Regions from separate parts of the Homo sapiens genome. Here region 1 is linked to region 2. Evidence: chromatin contacts called from ENCODE Hi-C or POLR2A ChIA-PET data. All regions are on one chromosome and are shown on one strand. The core of a region is the stretch at or near the end of the contact, and the rest is flanking DNA. Distances in the headings are between cores, read along the strand shown. Region 1 holds the start of TMEM141 (transmembrane protein 141). Region 2 has its middle 9.6 kb from the start of DIPK1B.

What was found. A loop is a pair of places that touch in the nucleus more often than their neighbours do. ChIA-PET counts read pairs that join two places held with the same protein, here RNA polymerase II (POLR2A). Pooled maps may share reads with other maps.
Region 1: a loop to region 2 is called in a pooled map, with 2.7 times the contacts of the local background. The contact joins the promoter of TMEM141 here to the enhancer-like site in region 2. A Hi-C loop is called at or near these places in 7 of 50 pooled maps. POLR2A ChIA-PET finds 5 or more read pairs at or near these places in 3 of 52 experiments (AG04450, WTC11 and activated T-cell).

The regions. Positions count from the first base shown.
Region 1 is chr9:136,789,657-136,795,842 of GRCh38, reverse strand. It overlaps TMEM141 (transmembrane protein 141), which reads right to left and starts at 4,499. Exons shown (of 5, transcript NM_032928.4): 1 at 4,419-4,499; 2 at 4,066-4,132; 3 at 3,813-3,896; 4 at 3,485-3,592; 5 at 2,526-3,024. The coding sequence starts at 4,472. The coding sequence ends at 3,011. RefSeq lists an enhancer at 1-84 and a silencer at 4,073-5,112.
Region 2 is chr9:136,699,683-136,706,162 of GRCh38, reverse strand. No RefSeq gene overlaps it. Among named protein-coding and RNA genes, the nearest start is that of DIPK1B, 9.6 kb to the left of the region's middle. RefSeq lists enhancers at 4,744-4,793, 4,834-4,993. Within about 2 kb of position 4,747, at least 3 of the 41 ENCODE cell types and tissues checked have a DNase peak (open chromatin) inside an H3K27ac peak, as active enhancers do.

The sequences.
Region 1 (6,186 bases), core at 3,250-5,749, 90 kb before region 2:
GGAGCCCACCCTGCTTCACCCCCACTTTCCTTTGGGAATTACTGGGTCTTGGGTTCATGTGTCACTCCAGAAAGGGTATGTTCTCCATCTCTGCACCCCCTCCACCCTTCCCTTAGAGGGGAGTACCTGGAGCACCAGGCAGCCTGGAACTCTGTGGGGTATGCACGAGATGGGGTACACACGAGATGGGGTACTTTTTCCCAGCCTTGCCTTAGTAGGCTCAGGCGGCCATAACAAGGTGCCACTGGCCAGGTGTGGAGGCTCACGCCTGTAATCCCAGCACTTTGGGAGGCTGAGGTGGGTGGGTCACCTGAGGTCAGGAGTTCAAGACCAGTCTGGTCAACATGGTGAAACCCCGTTTCTACTAAAAATACAAAAATTAGCCCAGTGTGGTGGTGGGCGCCTGTCCCAGCTACTTGGGAAGCCGAGGCAGGAGAATTGCTTGAATCCAGGAGGTGGAGGTTGCAGTGAGCTGAGATCGCGTCACTGCACTCCAGCCTGCGTGACAGAGTAAGACTCCATCTCAAAAAAACAAAAAACAAAAAAACAAAAAAACAAGGCGCCACCGACTGGGGGATGTGAACAGCAGCCTGGAGGCTGGGGGCTGAGATCACGGGTCAGCAGGGCTGGTGTCTCCTGAGGCCCCTCTCCTTGGCTTGCAGATGCTGTCTTCTCTGTGTCCTCACGTGGCCGTCCCTCTGTGTGTCTGTGTCCTAATTTCCTCTTCTTATGAGGACACCCCAATGACCTCATTTTACCTTAATGACCTCTGGAAAGCCCCTGTCTTCAAATACAGAGACATGCAGAGGTCCTGGGGGACAGAAATTTGGGGGGACCCAAGCCAGCCCGACAATGGCCTTTGCCCATGTGCTGTCACATAGATCCCTTCCCTTTCTGGTCACTGTTTTTGGAAAGCCAGTCCAGGCAAACTCCAGGTTCTCCCTTCTCTCCCTCCCACCCAGGCCTCACCCTCAGGGTGCTGGGATGTCCTGCTAAGGGTGTGGTCTGCTTACCTCCCCCTCGTTCTTGGGGGCCAGGCTTGGAATCTAGCTGAGGCAGAGCCTACCTGCTGTCCTTCTTCCTCAGATATAAAACACCTGAATTTTAGTGGGCGCATGGCTGCCCAGAGCAACTCTGCCTTCCTGAGCATCCTGGCACTGGATGTGCCTGATGACTTCGTTCAGGCCAACAGAGTGAGAGCAGCAGTGGCAGGCAAGCTGCCCTCTCTCCTGCCTCTTAAATGAGATAAAGACACAATGGCCGAAGCTGGTGCAGCCGCCTGGGGCCATGAGGCAGATTTGGGAACAGAGACCATTACAGCAGGGAGCAGACTGAAAGGAGCCTGGTCCCCGATTCCCTGTCAACCCTGGACCACTCACTTGGACTTTTACATGAAAGAAAAATAAAGCTCAGCCCGGCGCGGTGCCCAGCGGCTCACGCCTATAATCCCAGCACTTTGGGAGGCCGAGGTGGGCAGATCACATGAGGTCAGGAGTTTGAGACCAGCCTGGCCAACATAGTGAAACCCCGTCTCTACTAAAAATACAGAATTAGCTGGGCATGGTGGCGCATACCTGTAATCCCAGCTACTCGGGAGGCTGAGGCAGGAGAATCGCTTGAACCCGGGCAGCAGAGGTTGTGGCGAGCTGAGACTGCACCACTGCACTCCAGCCTGGGCAACAAGAGTGAAACTCCATCTCAAAATAAATAAATAAATAAATATTAGCCAGGCGTGGTGGTGGGTGCCTATAATCCCAGCTACTTGGGAGGCTGAGGCAGGAGAATGGCTTGAACTGGTGAGGTGGAAGTTGCAGTGAGCCGACATCACGCCATTGCCCTCCAGCCTGGGTGACAGAGCGAGACTCTGTCTCCAAACAACGACGACAACACCACAAAAAACAGAAAAATAAAGCTCCATCTTGCTGAAGCCACTGTCAACTTGAGCTTCCTGTCACTCTGAAGGCCCAGTAGGTACTCAATAAACTTTCTTTCCAGTGCCTGGCAAGGTGAGGCGTGGCAGCTGAGCTGGGTCGGGGGCAGCAGGGCCCATGCTGTGGGTCTTCGGTGCTGCGGGGAAGCCAGCTGTAACCATGATGGACTTGTGGAGGTTCCGTCTGGTCTCCACCTCTTCCTCCTCTTGGGGCTCGGGGCTGTGTGTAGGCTTGCCCACTCAGAAGCTTTCCCTCCACACAGACACGGCTACAACGGGCTAGCTCTGCCTCTGGGGAGTGACTTTGGCTAATAGATGAGTGGGGAATGATAGGCAGGTGGGCGTGGCCCACAAGTCCCTCCTCTCCCAGCAGCCAGGCTCTGGCCAGCCTGGCCCCTTTTGCTCTGCCCCTACATGCCAAGTGCTACAGAGGCAGACCCCCATACAGAGAGGCTGTGGTGGTGTCACGTGGCCTACGGGGCTGATGCGAACGTCTAATTCTGGGGTTCAGCGCTGGGAACTTCCCTGTACATCCTCAGTATGTAACTTGCATGTGATCCTCATATATCAACTGTAGGGTAATAAAGGTTTCATGTGACCTGTCATCATCTTACCCTTCTGATTTGTTTTTCACCTGGTCAGGTGGAAACTTGGGTGGAGAGAAGGATAAGCCATTTATTAACCCCACGCCCCTAGCACCAGCTGTCACCTTGGACTTGTTGGAGATGCAGGGGCTAGAAAGGAAATGACAGAGTGTACAGGCCCCTTCGACCCCGTGTCCCATAGGTGGTGGCCCCCAGACACACCCTCTCTGCTGGCAGTGCAGAACATGCATCCCAATACCCTAGAGGAGAAACACCACCCCAGGGAGAGCCCTTTCTGCTCCAACCTCCTGGGCAGGTCCCAGGTTGGGGCAGCAGCCATCTGCAGGTGTTTGTCAGGCCTGGCCACACATGCGGACAGAGGATACGACTGGGGTACCCTAGGGTGTGGGGAGGGTCGGCCTGGGGTCAGGGGGCATGAAGGCTGTGTTCCAGACTCCTCCTGCCCCCAATCCTCTGTGCCCCTGCTGGAGCTCTCCTAGCTTCTCTGATCTGTAAAAGGCAAAGAGAGACAAGCTCGAACCACATCCATCGTGGCTGGGCATCCCTGTGCCCATTTTATCATGGCAGAAACTGGGTTCCGTAACAAGGACAACGGGCAGTGGAGGCCAGGCCTGGGTCCAATGCGGGGCTTCTCAGTCCAGCCTCACTCCTCTCGGGTGCCCACGTGGCTGCTGTGGCCTTGCCACACCCTTCACTCTGCACCCTTCCTCTCAATCTCAGGGGCACCCCAGCCCCTCTTGGTTCTTTCTCCTCAAAGGGAGCTCTCCAAGATCTGTCTACTGCGCCCACCCCCAGCTCCAACCCATCTGGCAGTCACATGCTGAGGAGGCCGGGCCAGAGGGAGGGACCTTGTCTAGCCTATCGCATGGTGCACCCAGGCTTGGCTGCCCAAAACTCTGGGTGCTGGAGAGGTGGCATTCACTTCTCGCTAACCCCCAGGCTCTCTCACCTGTGCTCCTGTCTTTGGGGAGCTGCCCGGTCTCCAGGAAGAGCCAGAGGTTGTTGCATTTCTCCGACTCCACTCTCGTCACCCCGTAGCTGACCACAGAGCCTGCAACTGTGGAGCAGGAAATGGAAGAGGGCTGGGGCCTCTGTGCTTCCCAGGCTAAGAGAACCGGGCACAGGCTACTTCCTGACAGACGTGGTGGGTGGGCTCAGGTGGGGCTCCCGCCGAGACCTGGGGCTCCATGTCAGAGTCAGGGACGCAGAACCACAGCCCCAACCCTAGCAGAAACCCACCCCTCAAAGAGCCCAGGCAGGGGCCCTGGAGTACCCACCCACGGCCACTAGGAGGCTCCACTGCAAAGGGTATGGAAACTTCCTCTGAATGAACATCTGCAAGCCAAAGGCCATGCCGGTGCCTGCAAAGAGCCGAGGTCCCCATCAACCTGTACCCGGGGATAGCCAGGGCCCACCTTGCCAGGCCCCCAGCACCTGCGGGCAGGTGACTTGGCGCCCCCTGCTGGGGAGTCAGGGCAGGGCGGGAGGGTGCGTTCTCTCCCAGCCGCAGGACACCTGGACGCAGCCTACCTGTGACGAAGGTGAAAACGCCCTTCATGAAGGCGTGTGACTGGCATGCGGCATACTCCCCGAGTCCCTGGGGTGGCAGAGGCGGGTGAAGGCTCGATCCCCTGCCCTCTTCCTTCACCGCCTCTCCTGTCCCTCCTCTGGGCACACCCTGGCTGTGGAGGAGTGAGACCCTGGGCGCTTGGACACGTCCCACCTCCCCTATGCCCACCCGGACGCCCTGAGCCCCTTAGCAAGAGAGTGCCCCCAGCCTCCGCCACTCTTCCCTGACGAGGGCACCCCCACGCCCCGGCCCCCCGCCTCGCTCAGGTCAGCTTCTGGGGTTTGAGGCCCGCGTCCCAGACCGGCCTTCTCACCGGGTGCTTGGCAGCCACGGCGTCGTCCACCCGGGACAGACCCAAGTTCACCATGGTTGGCAGGGCTCGGGGAGCGGGCCTGCGCAGGCGCAGGCGGAAGGGCGGGACGGGAACCTGGGGGTGTGGCCCAGAGGACAGGCCTGCGCAGTTACGGACGGAGGGGCAGGGCCCGGATCTGGGGGCGAGGCCTAGGGACCGGCCCGCGCTGGAACAGGCGGAGGGGGCGGGGCCTAGGAGACGGCGCCTGAGGGCGGGTCCGCGCGGCAGCAGGCGGAGGGGGCGGGACCTGGGAGACGTGATCTGGGGGCGGGGCCTGAGAGACGGGACTTTGGAGACGCGACCTGGGGGCGGGGCCTGAGAGACAGGACCGGGGAGCGGGCCTGCGCAGGCGGAGGTGTCGGGTTCTAAGAGGCGGGTCCTGCCGGGTGCAGGCGGAGGGGCCAGGGCCTTGGATTGGGGGCGGAGCATGGATCGAGCCTGCTAGAGCGCAGGGGAGAGGGGTGGGGCCTGGGGCCTGGCCACGCCTCTAGGAGCTTGGGCCCTGTGACCTCCGGCGACGACTGGGCGGGGCGAAGGCGGGCACCGGGCGGGGCGTGGCTGAGAGCGTGCGCTCCTCCCCCCGGCCGGGCCTCATTCCCACACTTGCAGAGGCCTGATGATTGTCAGTGTTATTTTGCTTGAGGACTACAATCAGGGATTGAATTTCTCATAAGCCACCACGGAGTGGGGATGTATAAAATCACTGTTTAGCAAAGTGGTTCTGTAACCAGCAGCTTAGTAGCTGAGCCTCAAACTCCTTTTGTTTTGCATGACAAAGAGTCTTTACTTTCAAATAATTATCGATACACCAAGTAATAACATGTACAAGTTCTTGAATTCTATCATCTAGTAATTTTGATTAAGAGAAACTAAAATCAGCCCAAACAATTCCACTAGTATTCACTGGTGTAACCATTAGCAAGAACGGAGGACTTCAAGTCAGGCTGCTGCTTCACACAGGTTACAAATAACTATTTACTACTTTTTCATCGATAAAGTCCCTGATCTTCAAGAAAGTGCTAGGGAAAAAAATTAACCCCTTCCTTTCTTCAAAGAATTATTATGTGGTTTTTTTTTTTAAACTAGATCAAAGAAAGAAAAAGTCAACACTGATATACGTGTTGCTTGAGCCAAAAGGCATGGGAAAAAAGACAACATATAACCATTAAATTCCTAAGAAATATGAGGTAAAAAGATGAAATCTTGGCCAGGTGCGGTGGCTTACGCCTGTAATCCCAGCACCTTGGGAGGCCGAGGCAGGTGGATCACAAGGTCAGGAGTTAAATACTAGCCTGGCCAAGATGGTGAAACCCCGTCTCTACTAAAAATACAAAAATTAGCCGGGCGTGGTGGCAGGTGCCTATAATCCCAGGTACTGGGGAGGCTGAGGCAGGAGAATCACTTGAACCTGGGAGGTGGAGGTTGCAGGGAGCCAAGATCGTGCCACTGCACTCCAGCCTGGGCGACAGAGTGAGACTCTGTTTCAAAAAAAAAAAAAAGGCTGAAGTCTTTAGATAATTTATAAGTCTGTACAAAAAAGCTAGATTTGCTACTCTTCAAAATGTGGAAGGACCTACTCTATAATATATGGAAATAATTTAATGCCATTTGTGGGGAAAAGAGAGATCAGACTGTTACTGTGTCTGTGTAGAAAAAGGAAGACATAAGAAACTCCATTTTGATCTGTACTAAGAAAAATTATTCTGCTTTGAAATGCTGTTAATCTGTA
Region 2 (6,480 bases), core at 3,498-5,997:
GGGAGAGTCCCCTCTGGCACGTACAGGATGGAAGTATGGGGATGAAACACAGCTCCTACGCGGCAACACACACATAGAAGCATCAAAAACAGGGCATCGAATTGGCCCAAAATGCCACACCCACAAGATCACATCAGCCTTCACTCCCCATTTCAAACCGTGCACAAATCCGGTGAGCGGAATCCAGAGAACTTTTCCTTCCACTGGTCCAAACAGGAGAGTGATGTGGGCTACTCATATCCGACAGAGCCATAAAGTTTGAGTTCTTCTTCTCCTCCAAGTTCTCCAGCACACTTGGATGGTGCCCACGGCCTGGGAACCTCTAATCATCTTTCTTCCTAACGTAAGTGGAGGGGGGTGAGAGGTGGAAGGAGGAAGTCCATGAACAAGGTTCTGCGTTTATTTTCAGGCAGCGTGGCAACGGCTCATGACTCAGCCAGGGACTGTTCCATGATTTTCAATCCATCCAATGCTCCGTACCAGGCAGTGAGCTTCTCACAGCTGACCCATCTACTTCAGTTTTGGGAGCCCCATGGCTTAGTAGCCATTGCCATGTTGTTTTCAGCTGGATCTGTGGAGTTTGCACCATTTGGCCAACTCGAGCTTGGTGTCCCAGTGGCAATCTTATTTGAGGATTCTTCCTACTTTAGACAAAATAGATGTAACAGAGTTGATTTGAGCATTAAAGGAGGCATGAATCAGGCAGCACTCAAAGGTGGAAGAGGCTCTGGGAGCTCTGTCTTAGCAGTGTGAGCAGCAGGCTTTTACAGGCTGAATGTGGAAGTGAAGTACGGAAATAACTCAAGGCCAGGCTAGGCACCGTGGCTCACACCTGTAATCCCAGCAGTTTGGGAGGCCGAGGCAGGCAGATCACATGAGGTCAGGAGTTCAAGACCAGCCTGGCCAACATGGTGAAACCCCGTCTTTACTAAAAATACAAAAATTAGCTGGGCATGGTGGTGTGCACCTGTAATCCCAGCTAATCGGGAGGCTGAGGCAGGAGAATCGCTTGAACCCAGGAGGCGGAGGTTGCAGTGAGCCGAGATCACACCACTGCACTCCAGCCTGAGCAACAGAGCATGACTCTGTCTCAAAAAAAAAAAAAAAAAAGAAAAAGAAAAAAAAAAGAAAAGAAATAACTCAAGACCTTTGCCTTATTTGGGTGTGGTCTGATTGGTTGGCTGCCCGTGATTGATTGGTTGAAACCTGGCTATCTGTTAACAAACTACTGAATAAAGTTGTTGTTGGTTAGTGGGAACTCCCAGTACAGAGACGGCCTCAGGCAATGACTGCTCCTTATTTTGCTTTAAACAACTTTAATCTAGCCGGGCAGGGCATGGTGGCTCACGCCTGTAATCCCAGCCTTTTGGGAGGCCGAGGCGGGCAGATCACCTGAGGTCAGGAGTTCCAGACCAGCCTGGCCACCATGGTGAAAGTCCTTCTCTACCAAAAATACAGAAATTAGCCACGCATGGTGGCAGGTGCATGTAGTCCCAGCTACTCGGGAGGCTGAGGCAGAAGAATCGCTTGAACCTGGGAAGCAGGGGTTGCAGTGAGTCAAGATCGTGTCACTGCACTCCAGCCTGGGTGACAAGAGCAAAACTCATCTCAAAATAAATAAATAGATAAATATAAATAAATAAAATTCAGTGGTGCCTCTTCCTCCTGCTCCAGCCACGTAGGACACACCTGTGTCCCCTTCACCTTCTGCCACGATGATGTTTCCTGAGGCCTCCCCAAAAGCAGAAGCCGCTATGCTTTCTGTACAGTCTGAGGAACTGTGGGCCAATTCAACCTCTTTTCTTTCTAAATTACCCAGTCTCAGGTATTTCTTTGTACCCATGTGAGAATGGACTAATATAGATGGTTTTGGGAGGTGGTGCCTTTGGGAGGTGACAAGGTCATAAGGGTGGAGTTCTCATGAATGAGATCAGGGCCTTTATAAAGGAGACCCCTGGCCGGGCACGGGGCCTCAAGCCTGTAATCCCAGCACTTTGGGAGGCCGAGGCAGGTGAATCACCTGAGGTCAGGAGTTCGAGATCGGCCTGGCCAACATGGTGAAACCCCGTCTCTACTAAAAATACAAAAATCAGCCTGGGGTGGTGGCGGGCACCTGTAATCCCAGCTACTCGGGAGGCTGGGGCAGGAGAGTCACTTGAACCCGGGAGGCGGAGGTTGCAGTGAGCCAAGATTGCGCCATTACACTCCAACCTGGGCAACAAGAGCGAAACTCCATCTCAAAAAAAAAAAAGAAGAGACCCCCACCCCGGCTGCCAGGAGACCCCTGACTGCATTCACCACGTGACGTCTATCAGGAGGCGGGCGCTCACCAGACACGGAATCTGCCTGCACCTCGATATTGGACTTTCTGGCCTCCATCACTGTGAGAAATGCATTTCCATTGTTTGTAAGCCACCTGGCTTGTGGTGTTTTGTCAAAGCTGACTAGGACAGTCACTTTCCCTTCACCAGGACTGCAAACCCCGTGTCTCAACTGTGGCTTCCTGTGAGTTTGTCTGTCAGCAAAACCTCCTGAAATGGGCCAGAGCCCCCCTTAGAGCAGCAGGACATGCCACAGACTTCAGAGACCTTTCACTGTGCCCCCAGGACAGATCTAGAGTTGGCTGGAAAGGTGCAGGAGCAGCTGGGCCATGCCTCCTTAATAACACTGGGGGCTCCACCCCCATCTGTCAAGGGAACCAAAGCTCCAAGGACTTCCTAGTTTCTGCCCTCGGTGGGAGTGCAGCTGCGGTCAGGAGACCTACACATCTGTGACTGTCAGAGCGGCAAGACCTTCTGCTCGCAGAGACACATCTTTTCTTTCTCTCTTTCTTTCTTTTGAGACAGAGTCTCGCTCTTGTCGCCCAGATTGGAGTGCTGTGGTGTGATCTCGGCTCACCGCAACCTCCGCCTCCCTGGTTCAAGCAATTCTCCTGCCTCAGCCTCCCGAGTAGCTGGGATTACAGGCATCTGCCACCAGGCCCAGCTAATTTTTTGTAGTTTTAGTAGAGATGGGATTTCACCTTGTTGGCCAGGCTGGTCTCGAACTCCTGACCTCAGGTGATCCACCCGCCTTGGCCTCCCAGAGTGCTGGGGTTACAGGCGTGAGCCACCGCGCCCGGCCCTCTAAATCATTTTTAAGCACACAGTCAGTGACATTAGGTATGTTCACATTGTTGTACAGCCCTCACTGCCATCTGGCTCCAGAACTTTTCCATCTTGTAAAACTATCTTGAACTATACAGGTGCAGTGGCTCACACCTGTAATCCCAGCACTTTGGGAGGCCGAGGCGGGCAGATCACCTGAGGTCAAGAGTTTGAGACCAGCCTGGCCAACATGGTGAAAACCCATCTCTACTAAAAATACAAATATTAGCTGGGTGTGGTGGTGGGCGCCTATAATCCCAGCTACTCGGGAGGCCGAGGCAGGAGAATCGCGGGAACCGGGGAGACGGAGGTTGCAGAGAGCCGAGATCGCGCCATTTTACTCCAGCCTGGGTGACAGAGTGAGACTCCATCTCAAAAAAAAAAAAAAAAAAAAAAAGGCAAAATTGATCTCACTCGAGGTCTTTAACCTAATTACAGCTGTAAAGACCCCATTTCCACAGAAAGTTACATTTACACATTCCAGGGGGACTTATCTTTTGGGGGGCACCATTTAACCCACTGCAGTATCAAAATCAAGGTGCAGGGCAGCACGTGCAGTGTGGTACCATTTTCATTTTTGTCATTTAGCTCTGTGTGTGTGTGTGCACATGGGTGTGTGCCCGCGTGCGTGTGTGTGTGTGTGTGTCAATCTCCCTGTGTTCCTTCCATGTATAGGTGATTGAACCTCTCTTGCTATTTTTTTTTTTTTTATCCGAGACAGAGTTTCACTTTTGTCACCCAGGCTGGAGTGCAGTGGCACGATCTCGGCTCACTGCAACCTCCACCTCCCAGGTTCAAGCAATTCTCCTGCCTCAGCCTCCTGAGTAGCTGGGACTACAGGCGCGCACCACCATGCCCGGCTAATTTTTTGTATTTTTAGTAGAGATGGAGTTTCACCATGTTGGCCAGGCTGGTCTCGAACCCCTGACCTCAGGTGGTCCACCCGCCTTGGCCTCCGAAAGTGCTGGGATTACAGACGTGAGCCACCATATCCAGCCCTCTCTTGCTATTTGCAAAGGTGTAAGTGGGGGGACTGAATCGTGTCCCCACTAAATTCCTTCCTGGAAGCCCTAACCTGCAAGGAGAGGGTATTGACGATGTAGCCTATGGGAGGTGCCTGGGGGTGGATGAGGTCATGAGGGTGGGCCTTAGTAGAAAGGGCACAGGTGCCCTCCCCTTATTCCTTATCCCACCCTCGCGTCAGGACGCAGCAAGAAGGCACTAGAGAAGGGAGGCAGGGCTGAGAACGGGGAAAAGGGCTGGATCCTTAGAGAGGCCAGGGCTGGGAACCTCAGGCGGGTTCCCAGGATCTGCCAGGAAGAGGACCCTCACCAGAGCCGGACCACGGGGCGCCCCCACCCCCAGCCTCCAGACCCGTGGGGAGGAAACGTCTGCTTTGTGAGGATGTCCTGGCCGGCGGAGACAAACCTGAATCCTGCGGGCGCTGGGGCCCCCGGATCCTCCACAGCTGCTCAAAATGAGGGTGACGCAGAGAGACACCACAATAAACTCGAAAGTAGCAGACGGTGAAACCGTCTCCATGCTGTCAACGTGTGAGCAACGTTCAGCGTCCGAGTCACAGGGAACACAGGAGGCCATCCCACCGAGCGGGGCTGTGACTCGTGTTCATAACTGTCATCACCCTAGTACCTGCCGCTCCTCCTGGAGAAAATTCGGATGTCCCAGGTGGGCTGAAGCACACAGGAAGGTGGGGGTGGAGAGACAAGGGAGGCAGGGCTGAGCACAGAGCTGCGTCCTTCGAGAGGCTGGGGCCGGGAACCTCAGGCGGGTTCCTCTAAAACAGCCCTTGTCGCTGTTGTTCATGTCCTTATCACCGACGTCTTGAACGTTCATTGTAAAATATGCAGGTTCATCTGAGGCAGGACAGGCGGTCGAGGAAGTGACCGTGTCCTCGGAACGTGGCAACCGCGGTGACCCCACAGTCAACACAATAAGCCCTAGCGTTGGCACTGTAGTCCCACTCACTCAAGCGCAGCTGTCTCCAGTAGGGGCTTTCCCTGTAGACAGCATGAGCTTTTTTTTTTTTTTTTTGAGGTGGAGTCTCGCTCTGTCTCCCAGGATGGAGTGCAGTGGGGCAACCTTGGCCCAGTGCAACCTCCACCTCCCAGGTTCAAGCGATTCTCGTGCCTCAGCCTCCCGAGTAGCTGGGATTACAGGCACCTGCCAGCACACCTGGCTGATTTTTTTTTTTTTTTTGGAGACACAGTCTTGCTGTATCCTCCAGGCTGCAGTGCAGTGGTGCGATCTCGGCTCACTGCAACCTCCATCTCCCGGGTTCAAGCAATTCTCGTGCCACAGCCTCCCGAGTAGCTGGGATTACAGGCATGTACCACCACGCCCAGCTAACGTTTTATTTTTAGTAGAGATGGGATCTCACTATGCTGTCCAGGCTGGTCTCAAACTCCTGGCCTCAAGTGATCCTCCCCCATCTCGCCTCCCAAAGTGCCGGGATTCCAGGCGTGAGGCCCTGTGCCCGGCCAGAGGAATGAAGTTCTGGCCCAGGCTATGTGGGTGAGTCGTGAAGCTGTCATGCTGAGTGAAAGAATCCAGGCACAAAGGTCCACATGGTCCTGATTCCGCTTCTATGAAATTTCCAGAACGGGCAAATCCACAGACACACGAAGATGAGTGGTTGCCATGGGCTGGGGGAGGGAGCAGTGGGGAGCGAGTGCCTATGGGGAAGGCGTTTCCCTTTGGGGGGATGAAAATGTTCTGGAGGTGATGGTTGCAAAACATTGGAGGCGTTGCAAAAAACTGAAAGTGCTAAATTATACACTTTTTTTTTTTTTTGAGATGGAGTCTCACTCTGTTGCCCAGGCTGGAGTGCAATGGTACCATCTTGGCTCACTGCAACTTCCGCCTCCTGGGTTCACGTGATTCTCCCGCCTCGGCCTCCCAGGTAGCTGGGATTACAGGCATGCGCCACCACACCCAGCTAATTTTTGTATTTTTAGTAGAGACAGTGTTTTACCATGTTGGCCAGGCTGGTCTCGAACTCCTGATCTCAGGTGATCTGCCCACCTCAGCCTCTCAAGGTGTCAGGATTACAGGCATGAGCCACTGTGCCCGGCCAAATTGTACACTTTAGAATAATTTTATGTTACATGAATTTCACTTCAATAAAAAAATATAGGTAAGGGCTGGGTGCGGTGGCTCACGCCTGTAATCACAGCACTTTGGGAGGCTGAAGCGGGCGGATCACTTGAGGTCAGGAGTTCGCGAATAGCCTGGCAAACATGGTGAAACCCCGTCTCTACTAAAAATACAAAAATTAGCTGGGCATGGTGATGGGCATCTGTAATTCCAGCTACTC